Regions from separate parts of the Homo sapiens genome. Here all the other regions are linked to region 1. The links are chromatin loops, found by intact Hi-C in ENCODE. Cell type or tissue: PC-3. All regions are shown on one strand.

The links. A loop is a pair of places that touch in the nucleus more often than their neighbours do. Peaks named below come from ENCODE experiments on the same cell type or tissue, not always from the same donor. Only the 100,000 strongest peaks of a DNase experiment are listed, where the experiment ranks them.
Region 2: a loop joins it to region 1, with 5 times the contacts of the local background. A loop is called at or near these places in 12 of 110 quality-filtered maps.
Region 3: a loop joins it to region 1, with 6 times the contacts of the local background. A loop is called at or near these places in 33 of 110 quality-filtered maps.

The regions. Positions count from the first base shown.
Region 1 is chr5:10,448,665-10,456,664 of GRCh38, forward strand. ROPN1L (rhophilin associated tail protein 1 like) reads left to right here. Exons shown (of 5, transcript NM_031916.5): 3 at 1,288-1,449. Among named protein-coding and RNA genes, the nearest start is that of ROPN1L, 11 kb to the left of the region's middle. In PC-3, a CTCF peak has its summit at 4,222 (motif pointing right); DNase peaks (open chromatin) are centred at 4,287, 5,147, 6,197 and 6,367; H3K4me3 peaks cover 1,326 bases; H3K27ac peaks cover 2,285 bases.
Region 2 is chr5:10,667,964-10,675,963 of GRCh38, forward strand. No RefSeq gene overlaps it. Among named protein-coding and RNA genes, the nearest start is that of DAP-DT, 89 kb to the right of the region's middle. RefSeq lists an enhancer at 5,912-6,612. In PC-3, no CTCF peak of the experiment used is centred here; a DNase peak (open chromatin) is centred at 998.
Region 3 is chr5:10,551,177-10,559,176 of GRCh38, forward strand. No RefSeq gene overlaps it. Among named protein-coding and RNA genes, the nearest start is that of ANKRD33B, 8.9 kb to the right of the region's middle. RefSeq lists enhancers at 561-1,358, 1,509-1,558. In PC-3, no CTCF peak of the experiment used is centred here; DNase peaks (open chromatin) are centred at 365, 4,225, 5,255, 6,435 and 2 weaker places; H3K4me3 peaks cover 666 bases; H3K27ac peaks cover 5,958 bases.

The DNA of each region.
Region 1 (8,000 bases):
TGACACTAGATTCTGCTGGGCAAAACATACAAAATTTCAGAACCTGGGGGGTTTCCAGTCCGTTCTCCAGGTGTGTGTTTGTGAAAGCTGTGCGCAGGCCTGAGTAAGCCTCTGCCTTCTCTGTCTGGAAGGCGGGGCTGGCCTTTGGCCCCCAAGGTGGGCAGCAGCCTCTGGTGTCCAGTGCTGTGGAGAGCCTGGGCCCCCTTCCTGCCTTGCGCTTCTTTGCCCCACACGCCATCCTGTTTTTACAGACGTGAGTTACTAGAAAGTGGGTCACGGAGCAAGGCTAGGCCTTCCTCATGACTCGGTTCTTTTGCTAAAAGAGACACCAGTGGCATAACCTTGATTTTCAAACTGACTTATCCCCATTCTACACTGTGAAGTACTGTGCTTCTGCGCAGGATACAGTGAATTCTGAAACTAGGACTACCTTAAGGGAAGCAAAGAACTCTTGAATGGTGTAGCTTGCGAAAAGACATGCTGAAATTGCTCAAAGCCTTTTCATCCAGGATACTGCTAGCAGATTGCAGAAGTTTTCAGTTTTGATAGATTGTTTAAAATAGTAGAAGGAAGGCCGGGCATGGTGGCTCATGCCTTTAATCCCAGTACTTTGGGAGGCTGAGGCGGGCAGATCACTTGAGGTCAGGAGTTCAAGACCAGCCTGGCCAACAAGGTGAAACTTTGTCTCCAATAAAAATACAAAACTTAACAGGGCGTGGTGGTGCGCACCTGTAATCCCAGCTACTTGGGAGGCTGAGGCGGAAGAATTACTTAACCCTGGGAGGTGGAGGTTGCAGTGAGCCGAAATCATGCCGCTGCACTCCAGCCTGGGCAACAGAATGAGACTGTCCAAAAATTAACAAATAAATATATAATAGAAGAAATACATTTATTTTCAGTTTTAAGATCTCTCCTATCTAACTGTTAATGTGATTAGGGGCTGGATTTTTAAAATGTTTTTTACTGAGCTTTATTTTTTATTGTGAAGCATTTCAGACAGATAGTGGAGTATCGTATACTCAATATCAGTATGCCTGTTTCATTAAGTCATAACATGATGCCGTATTCGCTTCACCGTCCTTTTTTCATTTAATAAATAAAAGGTTGCCGCTCGCTGCCTTCCCTGCCTTCCCTCCCCAGGGCTGACAGAACCCCCTGTCATGCATTTGGAGTTCATCTGTCCCCTGCATGGGGCGGGTTACTTGGTGTGTGTTGAATATTCACAGCATTCATTGTTTCCCAGGTTTTAAAACATACATAAATTGTCATGCTGTGTTTTCCAAACAGTGTCACCACAAGCGGTATGTGGAATTAACAGATCTTGAGCAGAAGTGGAAGAACTTGTGCCTGCCGAAGGAAAAATTCAAAGCGCTCTTACAACTGGATCCTTGTGAAAACAAAATCAAGTGGATAAACTTTTTAGCGCTTGGATGCAGCATGCTTGGTGGGGTATGTACCTATAAACAGCATATTAATAATTCTGTGTCATCATGGTCCCAGCTTAAAAATAATTTAGGTTTCAGTAACTAAAGGAAACACTTTAGTAACTTTGTCTTAGAAAAGCATTTCCCCCTGCTCCAGGCCTATTATATTAATATTTTCAGGTGTACAGTTATTTTAATTTACAGAAATTATTTATGAATGCCTCAATTTAAAAGTTAATAGTAGATGAAAGATATGGATACTATTAAAATATATTTAGGTTTTAGAAGAAAATGCATCAATGACTTTTTAAAACTACAAATCATTTTGTAAACTGATAACTGTTTTGCTCATCTGTGGAAAGAGGCATACAATTATTTTCTACTTTAGTAGAAATCTATTATTATTATTTATTTATTCATTTTTTTTGAGATGGAGTTTTGCTGTTGTTGCCCAGGCTGGAGTACAATGGCGCAATCTCGGCTCACCGCAACCTCCGCCTCCCAGGTTCAAGCGATTCCCTGTCTCAGCCTCCCGAGTTGCTGATAGCTGGGATTACAGGCATGTGCCACCATGCCTGGCTAATTTTGTATTTTTAGTAGAGACGGGGTTTCTCCATGTTGGTCAGGCTGGTCTCGAACTCCTGACCTCAGGTGATCTGCCCACCTTGGCCTCCCAAAGTGTTGGGATTACAGGCGTGAGCCACCGCGCCGGCCTTAGAAATCTATTATTAATAACTAATAGATACAGTGAGATTTTGCTGATGTTTGAGTATAAGCCAAGCAACTTAGGAATAAGACATGATCCTCCAGGTGACGAGGCGAGCCTGGGAGGTCGGGGCGAGAAGGGAGAGGTTGGAGCTGGGATGATGTTGGCAGGGCTTCCTTTGCAAACCCAGAGTCAGTCTTCTCAGCTAAAGTCTTGCTGTGAGACATGGTGGTTGGGTGAAGGAAGAGTAACCAGGCATCTGCCATGTGAAGCTTATGAAGAAAGGAGGCAGAGAAAGGAGAACCAGCTCCCTTTACTACATAGATGAACAATTTGATTTTCCCCCCTCCCTTCAGTCTGTGGCCCCAGTGTGTATAACTGGTCCTTGCTTCACAGCCCTCACTCAGCTTTGCTCCATGCACAGAGCTCTTTCATTCCATTTTCATTAAAACAAATTACTTGAAATGGGTGGTGGTAAACACCCGCAAGGCTACCCAATGTGGCCACTAATGCACCAACAGTCACTTCCAACCACCTGTGGCCTCCTCCCATGTCCTGTCCCCCTGCCTGGTGGCCTGAAGCAATGACATTTCTGAAGTTCCTGCTTCTCGCTTCCTGACCTCTGAAACACATGCTTCTATGTGTCCCGCAAGAGGTACACTGTGGAATTTTAGTTGGTTTTGACTTGATGAAAAGACATTTGTGTTGTCAGTAATTTTCTGAAATTTTCATCCTAAATTATATGACTAGATGTATTCATCTGTACATCACAGGCCACGTTGTTCATTCCCTTCCTTCGCCATGTCACATCTGAGTGTGGCGCAGTTCACCAGCTCTGCAGATGGCCCCAGTGGGAAGCTCCGTGCCCTCAGGGAGTCGGGTGTGGTGTGGCTGTAGAATGAGCAAGAGTTTTGTTGTGTAACTGCTCAAAGGCAATGGAGGTGCTTCCTGTCAGCCCCGGGCTAATTGTGCCAAGGCCTGGATGTTGGCAGGCATGGTACCCTCCAGTAGCAAGGACAGGTGCAGATGGCACCAGGGGAGTGTCTCAGGGGTATTATCAAGATAGACAAAGGCAAATACTTTTAATTATTGGAGACATTTTTATGTCACTTTGTTAATCTGGAACTCTGTGAAATCTATCTATCTATCTATCTATCTGTCTATCTATCTAATCTATCTATCTATATCTGTATCTAGCTATATGTTTTTTGAGATGGAGTCTCACTGTGTCACCCAGGTTGGAGTGCAATGGTGTGATCTTGACTCACTGCAACCTCCCAGGTTCAAGTGATTCTCCTGCCTCAGCCTCCCGAGTAGCTGGGATTACAGGCATGCACCACCATGCTCAGCTAATTCTTGTACTTTTAGTAGAGATGGGGTTTCACCATGTTGGCCTGGCTGGTCTTGAACTCCTGACCTCAGGTGATCTACCAGCCTCAGGTTCTGGGATTATAGATTACAGGTGTAAGCCACTGCACCCAGCCTAAAGTATATGTGTGTGTGTGTGTGTGTGTGTGTGTCTGTGTGTGTGTGTGTGTGTGTGTGTATTTTTTTTTTTTTGAGACAGAGTCTTGCTCTGTCACCCAGGCTGTAGTGCAGTGGTGCGATCTGGGCTCACTGCCACCTCCGCCTCCCAGGTTCAAGTGATTTCCATGCCTCAGCCTCCCAAGTAGCTGGGATTACAGGCATGGACCTCCACGCCTGGCTAATTTTTTGTATTTTTAGTAGAGACAGCGTTTCACCATGTTGGCCTGGCTGATCTTGTACTCCTGACCTCAGGTGATCTGCCCGCCTCGGCCTCCCAAAATGCTGGGATTACAGGTGTGAGCCACTGCACCCGGCCCTGAAATCGATATGTTAACAATATAAAATTGTATGCAATGTTTGAATTAATGTTGGTGGTTTCTGCCTCTAAGCTTAGTTGTAAAATTTTGATTTTAAAATGATGAGAAAGTAGAATAATTCATGTTTTTGGATCCATCTTTATAGTTTTCACCTTCCTAATTGTGAAAATTAAGCACTAGATTTAAAACACAATTGAATCTGATTTGAAAAATAAGGCCTCTTGTCCATGTAGAGTGTGTGACACTAGATGGAGACATTGTGTTAAGGATAGAGCTTGGCCGTCTAAGCTGACTCCTGGGGAAGAGACATCACAAACAGCACACATTCTTTTGGGTTCTTCCTATCATAGAGAATAAATTGACACCAGGAATCATGCTGTGCATCACTGCGGGTTCCTGCCTGTCTCCTGACTTGAGCCACCTTTGCCAGCAGGACTCCAGATTTGCCCTTGACTCCTTCCATAGGTGCTGGAGGCCTCTCCTGGTTGTAGAAAGCCACAGCCACCCTCTGCTCTGGTCCAGTGCGGCTGTAGACTCAGGGTCAGGTTCAAGTGTGGAAGCTGACCTCTCCTCCCTCAGAGGAGCGTGTGCTCGTCTGGGGTCCATGTCTGCTGCCAGGGATGCCTGCTCTGCCCTGGCTCCCGCGGCCCACAGAGTGCTGAGCACGAGTTCAAACACCTGTCTCGGGGTGCGCTGGGTAGACAGGAGGTGCTCGGACCCTCCAGGCCTTGGTGTGGACAGTTGTGTTGTTGACCTTGTTGGCCCTGGGTGGCTTGGAGGTGTGCTAAGAACACAAAGCTGTGAATTCAAGGAGGGGTTTCTTCATGTCGTTCAGCGTCATAAGCGTTCATTTTTATGCTTTAAAAAAATACCTTCAAAAAGGAGGAAATGAAGTGCGATGAGAATAATTTGTAGTGGATTACCACCTGCAGAAGTTTATTTCACATAGGATGCTGTGTAATTGGTGGCTAGCCGCTGCCTGCGTGAGCGGGATAGATGTCGTTCCTGCTCCCTGCATCTATGGCGGGGGCGTGGCTTGTGGCAGGTGTACTCTCTGTGCTGTTTACATTTATTTATCTTAGAAATCACTCTAGTCAAATTCATCGAGTTGAAGATCTCTAAAAAGACTGGAAACCTCTGCTTCAATTTCTGAATCATACATACCATTCATTCCACAAATGTTTACTGTGCATTATTTTGTGCCAGGCCCTGTTCTAAGTGCTGCAGGTTCTGGAGTGAACAAAACGGGCAAACATCACCAGACTCTTGGAGCTGATGTTCTGTTATATCCTTGAAGCCCTGAACACTGCTCTACTTATTACATCAAAAGCTATCAATTCAGGTTAAGGGGCACTGTGAGCTGCCCCAGGCAGGTGAACAAGGACATTAAATTGCCATCTGGATGTTAAGAGATTCCTGTCCTCTTTCTCAATGTTTTGATGTGCTTGCATGGTGAAATGACCATATTTGTATGTTGTGGCTTTTATTTAATTTTTTTTTTTTTAAGAGACAGGGTCTCGTTCTGTCACCCAGGCTGGAGTGCAGTGGCATGGTCATAGCTCACTGCAGCCTCAACCTCCTGTACTCAAGCGATCTTCCCACCTCAGCCTCCCAAGTCGGGATTACAGGCATGCAGCACCACATCCAGCTAATTTTTTATTTTTTGTAGAGACAAGTATCTTGCCATGTTGCCCAGGGTGATCTCAGTTCCTGAGCTCAAGCAGTCCTCTTGTCTTGGCCTCCCAAAGTTCTGAGATTTATAGGTACAAGCCACAGAGCCTGGCTGACTTTTATTTTTCCATTTCTACAATGCCATTAATGATCCTGAGCATTAAAGCTGTGGATCAAAATGTTTTGTTTTGTCTTTTAAGCATGGAGATCTTTTTTTTTTTAAGATAAGAAAATTGTGAACCAAGTCTTTCATCCCCATACTGACACTGACAGAGTCAGTCTGTCATGATCAAAACAAATCACATTGACTTTAGTCAGGCTTTGAAACGCATTTGAACTTTCTTAGTCACAGAAGCATCATTCTTCGTTTACAACCACAGATGCACACGTGTCTAACGCAGTTTTCCATCTGAACACGGTGCACGCAGTGGGCATGATTTCTAGGGTTTAACCGGGTGCGGGAGTGCACAGAGCCCTGCGTGTGTATTCTCTGGAATCCTCCCAACAGCCCTTTGAGGAAGGCACCATCAGGATTGCAGGCTGGTGCCCCAAGGCAGAGAGAAGCTGAGTCACAACAGGTGACTTGGAAGTGGGGAGAGGGGAGGATTCCTCCTAGTGGCTCCATAGCCCAAGGAATGTGCAGCCCACAGGTTAGGACCACCTTATTCAAGTTTACGCCTGAGATTTCCTGTCTCGGAGAAGAACAACTCCTCGGGACGATCATCAAAATCATTTTGTGTCCTGAAGTGATTCATCCCCTGGAAGGCATTCAACCTCGGCCTCCTCCTGACAACACACACTTTGGAGCTCTCAGAACATCGCCCCATCCAGCTGTGCTACAGCATGTCAGATTCAGTGACTGACCTATGGTGGTTCCCTGTTGGTCCGATGTGACAGCCACCTGCGCTGCGGCAGTGACAGAGGCTGCATCCTGGCTTACTCCTCGCTGCTGTTTCCTTCCAGGTTTCCGCAGCTAGGGCTCGAAAGCCCATTCGGAAGTGACCAAGAAAGGCCAACAGAATTCCTCATAGCCCCTGCAGCCCGTGAGAAGAAGACACAGCCACGCCCCCACCCCCCAGTGGGAGCCTGAGGCCACAGGCGTGTTTAGGAAGCTGTCCCTGAAGACGAAGGAGCCGCTCAGGCTCCTGACTCCCCTGGCCCCAGCTCCAGTTCCCCTGATTGCTCATGTCCCTCCCTCTGTGGGAAAGAGGCAGGGGCCACGCTCCCCTGACCAACCTTGCCCTGTCCGCTGGAGATTCCCATGGGCCGCTGATGCGGGCCGCTGTGGCCTCCCCATCCCTGTCCTGCACAGGATATCACACCCCAGCCACGGGGTGAACTGCTCCTTCCCATTCAGGGCCTCCTACCCTTACCTGCTGTCAGCCCCAGAAATGGTTTTAAATTAGGAAACTCTAGAGGATAATAGAATTCGATGAAAAGGCCCTTAAGCTCTTGAAAACGCAGTGCTGGGTTAGAGGCTTTTAAAAACCAGTGCTCGGTCAGAGGCTTTTAAAAACCAGTGCTGGGTCAGAGGCTTTTAAAAACCAGTGCTGGGTCAGAGGCACAGCTTCACTGGAAGTCCAGTCTCTACCCCCAGCACAGGCAGCTGTGCCTCAGAGGGGGACCTCCTTTGTTCTGATTCTGTGTAAAACGGGCCTATTTTCATTTCCATGCCAGCTGAGAGGTGCCCTTGGGGAGGTGTGAGGTGACTGTTGAGGGGCCTCATATCATCATGAGAGCAGCTATAATTTGGAAACTGAAAAACCCCACAGAGTTGGCATGCCGAAAATGCCCGGAAAATAGTGGGTGCCCTCGTGCCTGTGCTCTTCACTCATCTCCACTTGAATTTCAGATTATGGATCAGGTGTAAATACTTGGTTAAAAACTAAGTGTTTGGCTGGGTGCAGTGGCTCACGCCTGTAATCCCAGCACTTTGGGAGGCCAAGGCGGGTGGATCACCTGGGGTCAGGAGTTCGGGACCAGCCTGACCAACATAGTGAAACCCCCGTCTCTACTAAAAATACAAAAATTAGCTGGGCATGGTGGTGTGCACCTGTAACCCCAGCTATTCAGGAGGCTGAGGCAGGAGAATCGCTTGAACCCAGGAGGCGGAGGTTGCAGTCAGCCAAGATCGCATCACTGAACTCCAGCCTGGGTGACAAGAGTAAAACTCCATCTCAAAAAAACAAACAAAAAAATAAGTGCAGCTTGCCAGTCACCTCTGCCCAGCACATATCGCACATGGGAGAATAAATCAGCCACACAGCAGACGGCAGCATGGGGCAGCCATGCCAAGGAGAGGGTCTTTTGGCTGTTGTGCAAGTGACTGTGCCACCCACAGGCCTTTGGAATTGA
Region 2 (8,000 bases), 220 kb after region 1:
AGTCTGGCTCTGTTGCTCAGGCTGGAGTGCAGTGGTGGGGTTCTTGGCTCACTGCAGCCTCAACCTCCCAGGCTCAAGCGATCCTCCCATCTCAGCCACCCAAGTAGCTGGGACTACAGGTGTGTGCTACCATGCCTGGTTAGTTTTTGCATTTTTTGTAGAGATGGGGTTTCATCATGTTTCCCAGGCTGCTCTTGAATGTCTGGGCTTGGCCGATCCTCCCACCTTGGCCTCCCAAAGTGCTAGGATTACAGGTGTGAGCCACACGTCTGGTCGGCCTCTGCTGTTCTGAGCTCATGGTTTCACAGGGGAGCTACTGAAAGGTATTGAAGAGTAATGTCTCTTCCTTTGTTCAAGGTTCTGGAAAACCCATTCTGGCTTGGCCATTGTGAGCATATGTACCAGGTTAGGTTTACCTGCACATAACAGAAAACCCAGTAACCATCATTGTCACTGTCATTGTCATCATGATCATGATCATGATCATGGCCTATACTTATAAAAGTGCCTACCATAGTAGGACCCCAAGAGTTAGAGGAATAGTTAGGTCCTCTAATTGCAAGTCACGTAAACATGACATAACATAGAGACCATTTCATGCTCGTTTTACAGATGGGGAAATAGATACAGAGAGGTCAAGTAACCTATCCAAGGTCTTGATGCTAGTGAGTGAAGGTGCTGAGATATAATCCGGGGTGTTCAGCCTCAAAATCTCTACTCCAAACTTTTCTGTTACAACCAAGAAAATAGTGGCTTAAATACTTAAGGGTTTGTGTCTCCATAAACAAAGTCCAGAGAGGCAGGCTGGGGCGATCATGGTGGGGCCACTGTCACCAGGGACCCAGGCTCCTTCTGTTCAGTCATCCTTGGAAGGGGCTGGTATTCCCTCATTGCCTCATGATCTGAAGTAGCTGCTGGAGGACAAGCCATCACACCTGTTTTCCAGGCAGGAGGAAGAAGTGAGGGGGAAAAACAGGCAAATCTTCTGGATGAGTCAGCTCCCTTTAAGATACCATCCTTTTATATAGCCTATTAACCAGAACTCAGTCATGAGTCACACTTACTGCTAGGTTGGAAAATGGAGCAGTAGAACTGGGCCAATTGCTGGCGTGGATATAACGCGGCTCCAGTCCAAAGACAGAGGGGAGAATGGACACTGGGAAGCAACTTGGCAGCAAAGCCAAGAAAATCAGTTTCTTTATTGTGTTTTCTTTCCTGAAACGTCTCCTGGGGGGCAAGAGGGAAGAGGCCCCATCCTTTTCTCTGTCTGATTTTTGGAGCTCTTCATCATTCTAGACCTGCTTGCCCCATAGGACTTTCTCTTACAGTTCCCTGTTCCAGGGACCCTGAAGACCAGCCCTGCAATGTGTGCATAGGGGGTCCTATTTGGTGCTGAGAGAGACAGGGTCTAGAGCATAGAGTTGGATTTCTGCACAGTGAAAGCAGGACTGAAGTCTGGTCTTTAAAGATTTCCTCCTTTTCATGATATGGCCCACTGTCATTGTCATTGTTATCACTGACAATGATGACATCTCTTCAAGATTAATAGGTTTCAGACTTATAGTGTTACCATCCTGGGAACAGGACCTAGACACCTGTGAGGTTCCAATTATTGACCTAAACGGTTGACAATTGGAGGACCTAGCTGTTCCTCTAACTCTTGGGGTCCTACTTTCACCTGAATGATGGATTGATTTGTTCCATCAATCAAATGTGTGAAAATGACAGTGGAGCTTCCTGCTCTTTAAAAGTTGGTGGTAGAAATCATAGCTGTCATATTGATCTTAGCTTTGCCACCTACTAGCTATATGATTTAAGTATGTTATTTTACCACACTAAGCCTCAGTTTCCTTACCTGTAAAACAGCAATGACGAAAATGTCTACCAGTAGGATATGTGAGCATCTAGCACATAGTAAGTGTCCAATAAATGTGAGGAGGAGGATGATAATGATGATCATGATGGTGGTGATAGTGGTGGTGGTGGTGATGGTTATGATCATGGTGGTGGTGGTGATAGTGATGACAAATGATGGTGGTGGTAATGATGGTGATAATAGCAATGATGGTAATGATGGTGGTAATGATGGTGATAATGATGATGAAGGTGGTGATGGTGAGAGTGATGATAATGGTAATGATGATGGTGATGGTAATTATGGTGATGGTGATGATGGTAATGATGATGGTGATGATGGCAATGATGATGAGGGTGATGATGGTGATGGTAGTTACGGTGATGGTGGTGATGGTGATGATGGTGGTGATGGTGATGATGGTGGTGATGGTGGTGATGGTGGTGATGATGGTGATGATGGTGATGATGGTGATGAGGGTGATGATAATGGTAATTATGGTAATGGTAATGCAATGATGGCAATGATGGTGATGATGGTGCTGGTGATGATGGTGGTGATGATGGTGATGGGGATCACGACGGTGGTGATTTAGGACCAGAATCTCCTTCAGTGGGAAATCTGTCTACTTCAAGACTTTTGTGATTAATGAAAGAAAAAGTATAACTCTGGCTAAATTTATATGGGTTAAACAAAGCATTAATTAATTAATAAATGCCCATTTGTCATTGTCTTATGTTCAGGTTAGTTAATTGTCCTTGAAGAAAATGCTGGTTTAGTGATCTAATGCTCTTTCTTAGACACTGCAATAGTGTTGCCCCTGAAAAGTAATAATCTTTTGGTTTTGTTATTGTTTCCTAGGATAACTTTCTTTGGGATCCTTTTGATATACTAAGAGCATCTGTGAGGATAGCCGAATAACTATTAGGCTGAAAAAAAATAGTATTAAGGCAGCGAAAATACTTTAGCTGTGAAACTAAACAATACATATATGAAGTCCTTAGCATCATTTAGGGCTGTTAAATATATGTGATGTGACATTACAAAGCAATTTGAGATGATTTCCTTAGTATGCATGATGGAAATGATTCATAATTACCCCAAATACCATTTCTTAGGTATTGTTTTTATGCATGTATTAATTATGGCTGTGGTTGTTTTTGTTTAGAGATGCTTTGTACTCCAGTTTGTCTTCTTAGGCACAGCCTTGCCTGTGATGGGGCAAGTCTCAGGATGTGGGTTTCTTGCATTGGCCACTGGTCCCACTGGGTGAGGATGGAGGTGTCATTGGTATAGAAGGTAGGGAATTTGTGATGAAACTTGCATCTTTTGAAAAGTTTTGTTTTGTACAGTGCTCTGAAATTTGTCTTTTATATATGCGTGACGCAATCTAGTTGCACATGTTGCAGCTAAAAGCGGAACCAACTAATTGAACATTTTCAGAGTCTGACGGAAATGGTGGGTGCCAGCATTCCTAGTCTATCATCCAGTTAGTTTGGAGGCTTGGGTAAGTGCCAGGTACGGTAAGAAATGACCACTTTCTCCCAGAACTCACATCTAGCCTTCACTCCTGTAATAGAAACAGGGATTTGTTGAGCGGCTGCGATAGGTAGGAATTCTGCTAGCAGACAGGGACACAGGACAAGGGCAAAGTCCCTGCCCTGAAGGAGATCTTTACCTACATGAGTTTCTTTTCATGCTGCTTTTCTGCAGACACACACATTTTCCTCTCAGCTATTTATCCCTTTGCCATGCACACTGATATCTGGGAGGTTAATCAACTTGAGGGACACATGGTTCATTTTGGAAAGCAGCTGCAATTCTTTGCAAAGAGGTTTCTAGACCTGTTTTTGAGAATATTTAAATCGCTGAGCCAAAAGCCAGTGTGACTGTCCTTCCTGCCCTAGGTGAGTGTGCTGGGAAGCCACCGAGGACATTGATCTTGGCTCTTCTTTGTATCAGTGATTGAGAAAACAAACACTATGCTGGAGAGCCACTGAACGCTCTCCCTGAAGGCAAAGATTTGCTTTATCTAAAATTTTCCATTGCGTCCAGGAGCAAATCTGCATCACAGCAATTTACTATTTTCTGCTCCAGGAACTGGAAAACACAAGCTTGAGCTACGTTAGCTGCTTCCACGAAACGTGCTGTCATCACTGAAACACATGTATTTTTTTTTTTTCAGGATTCCAGGTTGAGGGAAATTTGCTTTTGATTGTTTAATTGCATTATTATAGATTTTTAGTGGCATCTCTGGCCTCCATCTACTAGCAACCTCCAGACAGTGTCAAATGTTCCCTGGGGGGGCAACATCACCCCCAGGTGAAAATCATTGCCCTAGAAATAATGAAGATCATTATTAGTCCTCTAAGCACATTCCATGTTCTCAGTACATCCCTATTTAAAGACTAACACAAGTGGGTTTCTGGTGACTTGCACAGGAAACTGAGTCCTTATGCTGCAAAATGTTGGAGTCTTTCTTTTAAGTGACCCTTGGCAGTGCAGAATGCTGATGTCAAAATATAATCAAAAGCTCATTCCGGGCTTCTGGGTAGAGTTCCAAATCCTCCAGATTATATTAGTTCATTATAGCAGACCATGCTGGGGCTTTTCCAGTTGACAAATTAGATTTTTTTGAAAGCATGGCAGTTGGATTTATGAAAATATTTAGGATTAAAGGGGAGGATGAGGGAAACTAATTTTCTCTTGTCATGAATGCCCTTAATTGAATTTTAGAAACTGTTTGAAAGAGCAAGGTGAATGCTAGACAGAAGGTTGTAAAGATGTGCAGATAGGTCGAAGTAAAAACACATCCGAGATGCTTTAAGGACCCAGAGAAAAATCAGCCGCAATGAACACTTACTTTAGCTAATTTTATGTGTCAACTCGGCTGGGTCATGATGCCCAGATATGTGGTTAAACATTATCCTACATGTTTCTATAAGGATGTTTTGGGATGAGATTAACATTTAAATCAGTAGACTTTCTGAGTCAAGCGGACTGTCCTCCATTATGTGGGTGGGCCACATCCAATCAGTTGAAGGCTTGAATAGAACAGAAGATTGACCTTCCCTGAGCAAGAGGGATTCTGCCAGCAGACAGCTTTCGGACTTGAACAGCAGCACCAGCTCTTCCTGGGCCTCCAGCTTCCTGCCATCCCTGCAGATATGGGATTTGCTAGGCTCCATACTCTCATGAGCCAATTCCTTAAAATAAGTCTCTTCCTATATGTGTAGCATGTGTGTGTACACACGGATAAACATGTACACACACACACACACACACACCCTACTGGTTCTGGAGGACCTGGCGAATACAACTGTGATGAGGATGTCTCAAGTTCGCAAAGCCTCATGATTCGCCACCACCACCAACTCCCTCCCTCCCTCCCCATTCTTCAGGCGCATATGGCTGCCGGCGCCTCCTGGGAGGGTTACAAAATGCCTATTTTTTTGTTTTGTTTTGTTTTGTTTTTGTTTTTATACTGCAGAGGTCAGCAGGATGCCAAGTCTTAGGGAAAAAGTTTACTTTCGAATTTGTAAAAAGCAGCATTTAACCAGCACAGCAGCTGTGAAGACAAGAAAAGCTGCAGAACAGCAGAATAGCATGGGCTGCCGAGGCAGAGGCAGATGCTTTAACAATAACCAATGAATGACAAACCCACTGGGTCTGGCCCTATCTCCCCATGGCTCTGCTCTCTCGCCCCCAATCCCTGCCCTTTCTCAGGCTGCCTGCGTGGCGCTCATCCAGGCCTGGGTGTGCCCTCTGCTTGGCTGGTGGTCATTCCACGGTCTCCTTGACCAGGTTCCTGTCCAAGCCATGGGCACATCACACCCTGTAGCTTCACTTCCTGATACACACACGGGGGTTCACCTGGTGCCCAAACCTAGTAAGTGGCAGGAGGCAACTGAACCTGAGCCCTGCCTGAGCTTCCGGGTTCTGCGGTCCAGGCACTGGCTCCATCAGGGGCCGGTTTTAGTTTGAAGAACTGGAGCTAAGGAGGTTCTTTGAAATGGTGTCGAGGTGGCAGAACTCCAGGACACATTTGAATAGGGTCCCTGTTCTCCTTCCTCCCTGGACCCAGAAAGGAAATGTCCCAGGGATTCTCTCCCTCCAGGAGGGGTCTGCGGAGAGAGGGGGTGGCCCCAGGGACCTAGCCTCTGGGTCAGGGTGGAGCAACAGGGATGTCCCAGGGGCACATTGCAGGCACAGGGAGGGGCTGCTTGCTTCTCGGGTGGTCGCAGGGGAGAGCTCAGGGCTTGTGGTCCATGGGGCAGCAGATGAATGAGTCAGGGGCACTGGAAAACGATGTGCTCCTCTTGGTAACCCCTCCAGTCTTGGATCATTCCAGTAACACTTGTAAACGTTATGAAGAAATTTATCAGCGAAAACATTCAAGGCGCTGTGCTTTGTGCTGGGGCCACCTGAGTCCAGAGACTGCGGTGGATGGCATGCGGGAACCAGAGGCACGCACGCGCCGCTGACCTCTGGGTGACAGGTAGCCCCTGGAGGGTCCTTAGGGCCCAGCACCCTCCTGCCCATCCCTGCTCCGCCAACACTCACCTGGGCCCCTGGCCTCCTCTCCATCTCCTCATTGTTTCTGAACACAGTCTTGATTGGCATTGATCCAACCATCCCTTTCTGGAATCTTCTTGCCAACTGCAAATCTCTGTACCCCTCTAGCACCCTTTGTCCATACTGGGACCCCTGTCCTCATGATCCCAGTCACGCCTCTCATTTACTGAGCATCTGTATTAACCATGAGGTTAGCGTGTATGACTTCTTTTCATGCTCACAAAACTGAGAATGCAGAGGTGCAATTGGGTAGGTGGAGACTGGGGTCCAGAGACGCTGATGGAGGAGCCTCTTGCTCCAGCAGGGCTGAAGTTTGAGCCTGGGCAGGGGTGACTCTAGAGCCTGTGCTTGCCCCGGTGCAGTGCCATCCCCCCTCTCCCTTCCTCAAGCCTGCCATTCACCATCTGGCCTTTACCACACATAGGTGCTCACGACCCTGTCTTCCCCGGCTCTGCACAGCAGAGGACAGCTTGTCCCCCACACTGTGTCCCTAATCCAGGGGCAGCAGCTAAGCAGAGCTTCTTGCTCCCTGTGGGGGTTTTTAGGTCACCATTTGTCCTCCTTACAGGTCTCCTTTCTCCGTGTTTTATGCCTTCTGTTTAAGCTCAGCCTTTCCCGGTCCTTACTGCTGTCATCTAATCACCCCTGGGATGTGCTGCTTCCCTGAGGATTTCAGTATCAGTTTCATAGTCTCTGGGGTCTCAGCATCCACACTGACCCTTCCAGGTTTTCTCTTTTCCTCGACTTTCCTCAAATGGCTCCTTGCCATCCTGCTGACTAGCTCCCCTGAGTTTCTCTGACTGCCAGTCTCTCTTGCCTCCTTCAGACCCCCGAGCTGCCCTTTCCATGATATCTGTCCCTTCTGGGCTAGCAGGTGATAACGTTTGTTTGGTAATTGAACATAAGCCTTTACGGTGACACTGCCTGCGTGCAAGTCCCAAGTCTTCCAAGCCTCAGTTTCCTCATCTTGTAAATGGGTATGACAACATGGGGATCCATCTCCTGGAGCAGATGGTGCGCGTCTATGGCTCAGACAGTAACGCACGCCTGCACAGAAGGAGCACCTGGTGTGAGTCAGCCATCCCTGTCCCCTGGGCTGGGTCCCGGGCTCAGTGATTGTGGGCACTGTGGGAAGCGCTCTTGATCCTTCGGCCCATGGCCATGCTCTGGCCCCATGTTAATCCCCACGCTTCACTGCAGGCAGCCTCTACCTCTTCCAAACTCCCCCGGTCATGGCTAGAGAAAGTCCTAAGACTGGATGCATCACTTCCACTACAGATCCACTCTCCTGTCTCAGCTCCGTCTTTCCAGGCTCAGTAATCTTTCGAATCATCCGTTAGTGGCCTTGCATCTCAAACAACCTGATCTTCTCAGCGCCCTATTCTGCAGAAGCTTTCTCATAGGTTTGTTGAGAAGGCTGGCTGTACATCTGCGGTGGGTGCTCTCTGCTGTCCTCTTCCCAACCTCAGTGTGACTTTCCTGCGTCCACATTGACTTCTGTCCCTCTCGCCTCCCCTCAAGGGTGACCTTCCTGCTCTGGCTCATGAACTCACCCTCTGTGGGGCCCCGG
Region 3 (8,000 bases), 100 kb after region 1:
ACCACACCTGGCTAATTTTTGTATTTTTAGTAGAGACGGGGTTTTACCATTTTGGCAAGCCTGGTCTCAAACTCCTGACCTCAGGTGATCTGCCTGCCTTGGCCTCCCAAAGTGATGGGATTACAGGCGTGGGCTATAGCGCCCGGCCAGAAAACCAGTGTTTATTGTTGGTCTTGTGGGCTGGGAGCTAATGAGCACATTCTTCAATATCAGTGGCACTCTCTGGGTTAAACGTGCAGCAATAGGTCAGAGGACACCCGGGGTGGGCATTCCCAACCAGTGATCTGGCCCTGGGGAATTTGGGGTAAACAATGATTTGAATCGTAGTTAAGCTCAAGAGCCAACAAGAAATGCCTAAACTGTGAGTAGTGCTACAGAGGATCCTGAAATCCAATGGGCTGCTTGGAATCCCCTCCCTGAGGACGCCTGGAACTGGGAGGGAGCCTTCCTCCCTAGGAATTCCATTCTCAGTGGGAGGCCACAGGGCGTGGAGCACTAGCACTGAGGTGGTTCCCAGGGCACCTCTTACAGGACAGGGGCTACAGGAATCAAGAGAATTTCTGGGATAGGGAGAGAGCTGGGGCAGTGGGTTTAGCTTCCTTCTGCATTTACTAAGGGCTAATTAATAATCATAACTAATATTGAGTGCTTGCTCAGTTTCAGGCTCCACACTAGATGCTTCTCATGCGTTGCCTTTCTCTGTCTTCCATTACCACTTCGTGAGGCAGGTGTTGTATTCCTGGACAGGGATACATAACTTACCCAAGCTAAAAAGAGCTGAGTTTTTAAAAAAGGGCCGGGCATGGTGGCTCATGCCTATAATCCCAGCACTTTGGGAGGCCCAAGCAGGAGGACTCTGTACAAAAAACAAAAAAACAAACAAACAAACTTATTGAAGGGTTGCAAACATTCAGAAAAATCTTAAGTATATAGATTGATGAAATTATGTTAAAGTGAACCCATTGGGACAACAGATAGGACATTCCCAGTGCCCCCAAAACCTCCCTTGTCCACTTCCCAATCACTACCCCTTCTTCCTCCCAAAAGGTAGACACTATCCTGATTTCCAGCACTAGCCATTAGTTTAGCCTGATTTCTAAGCTTCTGTCAATGGAATCATACAGCATGTGCTCTTCTGTGTTTGGTTTCTTTTGGTCAACGCTAAGCGGGTGACATTCCTTTATGCTGTTGTGTGCAGCTCACCCGTTCTCACTGCTGTGCGGTGCTGCACTGATGATTGTGCCGCAACTACTCTATCCAATCTACTGTTGGGGAGCATTTGTTTCCTCTCTTTCTTTTTTGCCACGGTGAAAAAAGTTTCCGTGAACATTCCCGTTCACGTCTTTGTTTGGCCACATGTACACATTTCTGCTGGGTACGTGCCCAGGAGTGGAATGACTGAGTCACAGGGTTGGTGCCAGGTGGGGTTTTGAGCCTAGACATGCCTGCTCTAAACTCAAGAGCGGTGCCATGCCATAGATCACTGTGTGGATGTGGAGGCCTACAGAGGAGACACCTGAGGTGGCAGTGGGAATGGAGGGGGAGGGATGAGAAGCAGGAGCTGCAGAGGGAGGCCTCCTGGGCAGATGGCAGTGCTGTGTTAGTCAGGCTTGGGGGAGTCTCTAGGTGCCTGTGTGACCCCCAGGAGGCACTATCCAGGGTGCCGTCTGGCTATGCCTCTTTAAGCTTGATGGGAACCCTGGGTGTGAGGGGGCCAGCCAGGGCTGAAGGTAAGGTGCCTGGGGAGGGAGGGGACAGAGACAAGCCTTGTGCCTTGGGCCCTCAACCCTCGCCACTGGAGAGTGATGTTGCCTGCTCAGACCAAGTGGGGTGGGACTGAGAGAAAGTGGTGACTGTTTATAAAGCAAGGCCAAGTGCAAGAACTGCTGAGTGACTGGGAACTTCCTGTGTGCAGACCACACCTGCTTTTTTTTTTTTTTTTTTTGAGAGTCTTGCTCCGTTGCCCAGGCTGGAGTGCAGTGGCACGATCTTGGCTCAGATCCTGGGTTCAAGCAATTCTCCTGCCTCAGTCTCCCAAGTAGCTGGGATTATAGGCATGCAGGCATGCACCACCATGCCTGGCCAATTTTTGTATTTTTAGTAGAGACAGGGTTTCGCCATGTTGGCCAGGCTGGTCTCAAACTCCTGACCTCAAGTGATCCACCCGCCTTGGTCTCCCAAAGTGCTGGGATGACAGGCGTGAGCCACCATGCCCGGCCGACACCCGCATTTTTAAGTAGCCTTCTTTTTCAGCAGTGTGACTTTTGCGGGGCAATACTCAGCAACCAGGATGATGTGGAGCTTCCGGAAGCCAAGGGCAGGCCAGGAGACAGTTTGATAAGAGGGGCATTCACGTGAGACTGCCTAGTGACCTGAGGCAGGAAAGGAGACAAACTGCAAGAGCAGGGTTGTGGTGCTGGGTGGTGAAAAGGGTTGAGCCATTGCCCCAAAGGGTGTCAGAAAGTGAAGCATTGGAGAATCACCTTGGGGCCGCCGCCCCGAGCCCAGGGCAGTGGTCCAGCCTCTCAGCAGCTGCGGGGTTTAGGGCACAGCCTCAAACCTTTAGGGGCAATCTGGGTAGTGAAAAGGGTTGAGATATTTAGGGGCAAGTCCTAGGGCAAGGTCAAAGGAGGTGCGGAGGTCAGGAGAGAGGCCAGGTGGAAAGCTCCCTAAGCCACCTGAAATATCCACAGCTAGAATAAAACAAGGCAGCCTTTTCCCAATACACAGAAAAATGCTGGCTCTAGAATTCGGCCAGCTCCATTTTCAGTGTCTTTTACACCAACATTTTAACTTTACCTTCAGTGCCTTTTACTGCTTAGTGGCAAATGTTCCTAGATGACCATGGGAATCAATGAGCAGAAAGCACTGTATTGATGACTGGAAATCCTTACTGAGAGACACACTCATCTTCACTGGAGAGCTTGTGTATGTATATGCATGTGTATGAGTGTGTGTGTGTGTGTGTGTGTGCATGCAGGTGTGCTGGGTGGAGGGTGGGGGGCACTTGTTGTGATTTCATATTGTGCCAATAAAAGCAGATTTTACGCTGGTGAGAGTGATCTCAGTTCATGGGGTGGACGTATGTGTAATGGACGGTGGTCCCCCTGCGGCCCTCTGATTGTGCAGTGATATCTGGGAAGTCTGAGAACCGCATCAGTGTGGGGTGGACTGGATAGGACGAGAGGCTGGGGACGGTGGGAAGGTGCAAGAGGAAGAAGCAGTGGAAAGGAGCTGCCAGGTGTTGGAGACAGTGTGAGGGAAGTGAGGAAGCGGCCCCAATAGAGGGCCCAAAGCAAGGGTCCCTAGAGTGCTGGAGTGGGGAAAAGGAAGGGCATTCAGTTGTAGATATCATTAGGGCTTAGGAAAAAAAGACTTAAAAAATACACTGATGGAGTTCAGACACCTTCTTCAAAGGGTGGATGATCTGAAACTAAGGGAGAGGTGAGATTTGGTTCCATTCTTCTGACAACCTGGGGAAGGGCAAATTGGGCCCCAGAATCTGGAACTCAAAGACAGACAGTAGAGATTGAGTTGAGGTGCAGTGAAAAATCATATGTAAGAGAGAAAAAGAGGCTGGGCTCAGTGGCTCACACCTGTAATCTCAGCACTTTTGGAGGCTGAGGTGGGCGGATCACCTGAGGTCAGGAGTTCGAGACCAGTCTGGCCAACATGGTGAAACCCCGTCTCTACTAAAAATACAAAAATTAACTGGGGTAGGTGGCGGGCACCTGTAATCCCAGATACTTGAGAGGCTGAGGCAGAAGAATCGCTTGAACCTGGGAGGCGGAGGTTGCAGTGAGCTGAGATTGCGCCACTGCACTCCAGCCTGGTCAATAAGAGCAAAATTCTGTCTCAAAAACAACAACAACAACAACAAAAACCAAATAAATAAATAAATAAATAAATAAAGAGAGAGAGAGAGAGAATTCTTATATGAAGTCAAAACCGGCTGTGCTGCTCTGTCCTCTGAGGCATGCGTGTATGTGTGTCTGGTCTATTCCCCTCAACAGACTATACTTTCTGCTCCACCACCTAAACTTGAGAGTTTTATTGAGGTCCTGTTCTTTTCGGTGACATCCCACCTCTTCAGCAACACCTTCCCGCCCTTCCAGTTTGAGTGCTCGGTAGCTGCACATCCTGTGAACAGGTTGCACACACAGGAATCTCAACATTATGAATAACTGCAAGCAGGATGACACCGGGATCCTCTTCTCTCCCTCCCAATGCCTGCAGTGGATATCTGGACTACATATGTAAGTAATACATCAAACTGAGTAAATACTATTGAGGAAAATGTTTACAAGGGATGGGAGGGGAAGTCTATGCCAACAAAGAGACCAGAAGCCACAAGCCCCGAGGCATCCTGGCAGGTCTGCTGCGGGGCCTGGGAGCCGGCTGCTGACACAGGGAATGTGGGCATGAGTCACCGGTGGGGGCTTCTGAGGAGGAAAACCATGACAAAGTGTGCATATTGAGAAGTGGAGTGTGCATCTGCCGTGCTCAGTAAGCCAGTTGACTGAATAACTCCAGATTAGGAGAGAGAATAGAACTTGGGAATTTTTATCATTATAAACTTGGGGTATTTTTGGTTCTAAAAATGAAATACCAAAATGTTCTGGTGAATTGTCTGAGAGAGTCTAAACCCTATATACATATACAGCCATGGAAACAGAGGCAGTCGTACTCAAGTGCAAAAAAAAGTGTGCTAGTGAAAAGTAGTAATGGGCCAGGTGCAGTGGCTTGCACCTGTAATCCCAGCACTGTGGGAGGACACAGCAGGAGGATGGCTTGAGCCCAGGAGTTCAAAACCAGCCTGGGCAATATAGCATAGGGAGACCCTATCTCTACAAAAAATAAAAAATTAGCCGGGCATGGTGATGCATGCCTGTGGTCCCAGCTACTTGGGAGGCTGAGGTGGGAGGATTGCTTGAGTCCAGGAGTTGGAGGCTGCAGTGAGTTATGATTTGCCACTGCATCCCATTCTGGGTGATAGAGTAAGACCTTGTCTCAAAGAAAAAGAAAAAAAAAAAGAAAGAAAGAAAAGGAAGAAAATTAGTAACCATCAGCTCCAGCTCCATTGCAGTCCACGTCTTAGGAGCGTGGATTTTGTTCCCACACACTTTGTGCCAGGGTTGAGCTGAGCTTTGGCACTGCTAAGCATGTCGCTTCTGGGTTAGGTAGGTGGAGTAGGTTGCTTTAGGTTTAGGGTCACAGGAGAGCTGGGCTGGCTCAGCCATCCCTCCTTCACTTAGTCATCAGAAATGTTTCCCAGGCACTCAAGCCACGTGCTGCTTTAGCATACAACAGGGAACAGTCTCTGTCCTAGAGAATTCAGTCCTCAGCCTTGCCCCTCTGCAAGGCTATGAGCAGAACTCCAGGCTACTCTCCCTTCCTGTGGTCTCAGGACTGCCAGGGGCATGGAGTATGGGGATCCCCACTTTCCAGCTCTGTTTACAGTGCTTGGATGACCATAGTATGGACAGCTGAAGGGAATCCAGGGGACTGTGTCTGTATTTCCTGGAGATGATCACTGTTCAGGCAAAGCATGGGGCACATGTCGTCATCAAATATGGCTTAGGGCTGGAAATGTCCACTGAATTTCATAGGAAAGAAACCCTTGTGGGATCCTTGGGGAAGCCAGGGATGGTGGGGGTGGGTGGGGCAGGAGCAGATGGCAGCAATTCAAAGAGCAGCAGGAGGAAATGAAAGTAAAGACATTACCTTCTTTAAAAAATGTTTATTTTATTTTACTTTTTGAGACAGGGTCTTGCTCTGTTACTGAGGTTGGAGTGCAGAACTGTGATCATAGTTCACTATAGCCTCAATTTCTCAGGTTCAAGCCATCCTCTTGCCTCAGCCTCCCAAGTAGCTGGGATGACAGGCACAGCCACCATGCCCGGCTGACACTGCCTTCTTACTGTGTAGAGCATAATGTTTGGGGGGTTTTTCCCAAGAAGCGTGAATTACTTTTGTAATTTTCGATTGTGTGTATTACATATGTCAAATGAAGAAATGGAAGATGAAAAAGTGCAGCTTGTGCGGATCTGTCTTGCAGAAGGTTCAGCTGTGAGCTAAGCTGGTGGGGGTAGCGCAGGAGCGTGTGGGGGCGTAAAGTCTGTTGTGGAGTGGGGATCTGAGTGGGCTGTGGATGCAGAAACAGATGCTACACCATGACGGGAGGACCTCAGGGAGGGTTGGGAGGGATCCAGAGTCCCAGGGAAGGAGGGCTCAGGGTTCTGCTGCAGGGGAGGGTCCTCTTCTGTGTTCCCCAAGATCAGAATGACAAAGTCAGGGATGCTGATGGCTGAGCCTCCCAACATGCAGTCGCTGCCCAGCCTGCATTCTCCCTGCCTTCATCTTTGTCCCCATGGGCACGTTTTGACCTGAAACTGACCTAAGAGAGAATAAGCTGAGTGACAAGGGAAGCCAAACTGTGTGATTCACCACGGTAGTTTGAAATCCTGATTTAGGCTTTGCTTTGCTGACTGAATTTATGCTCAGTTAGGGAGAGGATGGGGTGGCAACTTGTAGGCCTGGCATTAAGCACACTGGTCCCAGCTGAGAGCCAGGCACGATGCCCCCATCCCTCCTGGTTCATAAGGTGCTGGTCTATCAGCTCCAGTCCCCTTGCTTGGTGTCCCTGAAGTCTCAGTCTGGCAGTTTTACACGTGCTAAGGCATGAATCCGGCTTTACAGAGGGCTGTTGATCCTCAGAAGCTGACACAGAATCTGAGTATCCTCCTGAGTCCCATATTTACCTACCTATGGCAGGAGGTTTTTTAAAAAATCCTGAAGATACAAAGACTTTGAAGTGTAAGTGGCTAAAGAAAGCTCAGGTTCCTGGTGATCAGCTGCTCTGTGCTGACCTTGTGTACATTCAGAAGTTTCCAAGATGCAGCAGAGCTGGGTCTAGCAGGCATCGCCTTCTCTTTTGTTTAACACATCTGTTGAAGATCAACCAAGATGGTGAGGCATCCTTTTAGATGCTGGGGATTCAAAAAGAAATTAACGAGACCTGGTTCCTGCTCTTGGCAAACTGTCAGCTTACAGAGGAACATAGTTTTGCAAAAACATATTGGAAAGCAGGGCAGTAAGAGTGATTACAGGGGCATGTAACAGGGGAAGTGATAGGGAAAAGGGTGGAGTTTCTCCTGCACTTCGGGGAAGGCCATCAGGGTGGGTCATGGGGAAGCCCTCGATTAGTAGGTCATTTTTTTTTTTTTTTTGAGATGGAGTCTTGCTCTGTTGCCCAGGCTGGGCTACAGTGGCGCGATCTCGGGTCACTACAACCTCCACCTCCTGGGTTCAAGCAATTCTCCTGCCTCAGCCTCCCGAGTAGCTGGGATTACAGGCACGTGCCACCACGCCCGGCTAATTTTTGTATTTTTAGTAGAGATGGGGTTTCACCATGTTAGCCAGGCTGGTCTCAAACTTCTGACCTCATGATATGCCCACCTCAGTCTCCCAAAGTGCTGGGATTACAGGCGTGAGCCACCGCGCCTGGCCGATCAGTAGGTCTTTTAATAGGTTCTCACCTCACAGGACTCCCTCAACTGGCCTTGTAAATCCAACCACATTTATTCTGTTGAATAAAAGGTTCCATTGGCAAAAGACCCAAGGCCTTTTGTCCTTAGAGTAGGCATGGATTTTCTAGTGATACCCCACTATTGCTAATCCCATGCAGAGCAGGAAAAAGGTGGCAGAACTGGCAGTTAAGTGCACACATGCATTTACTTCTAGACATTTAATCACAAAGAAAACTTCCTTAAAAGAAGCTGAAGTTCCGAAATGGTTACATGAATTGAGATTGTAATAGGAGGGATCTAGGTGCTGTCAATTGAATGGAGTGAGGCCCAAACAGCAACTAATCTCTTTAATAGGGAGATCCAGAAATACACAGAGACCTTTCTTTATATTCCTAAACTGATGAGAAAGGTAATCTGGCCTAGTGATTCCACAGATTGACTTCAGGACACTCTAGGTTGCTCCCACGAGTG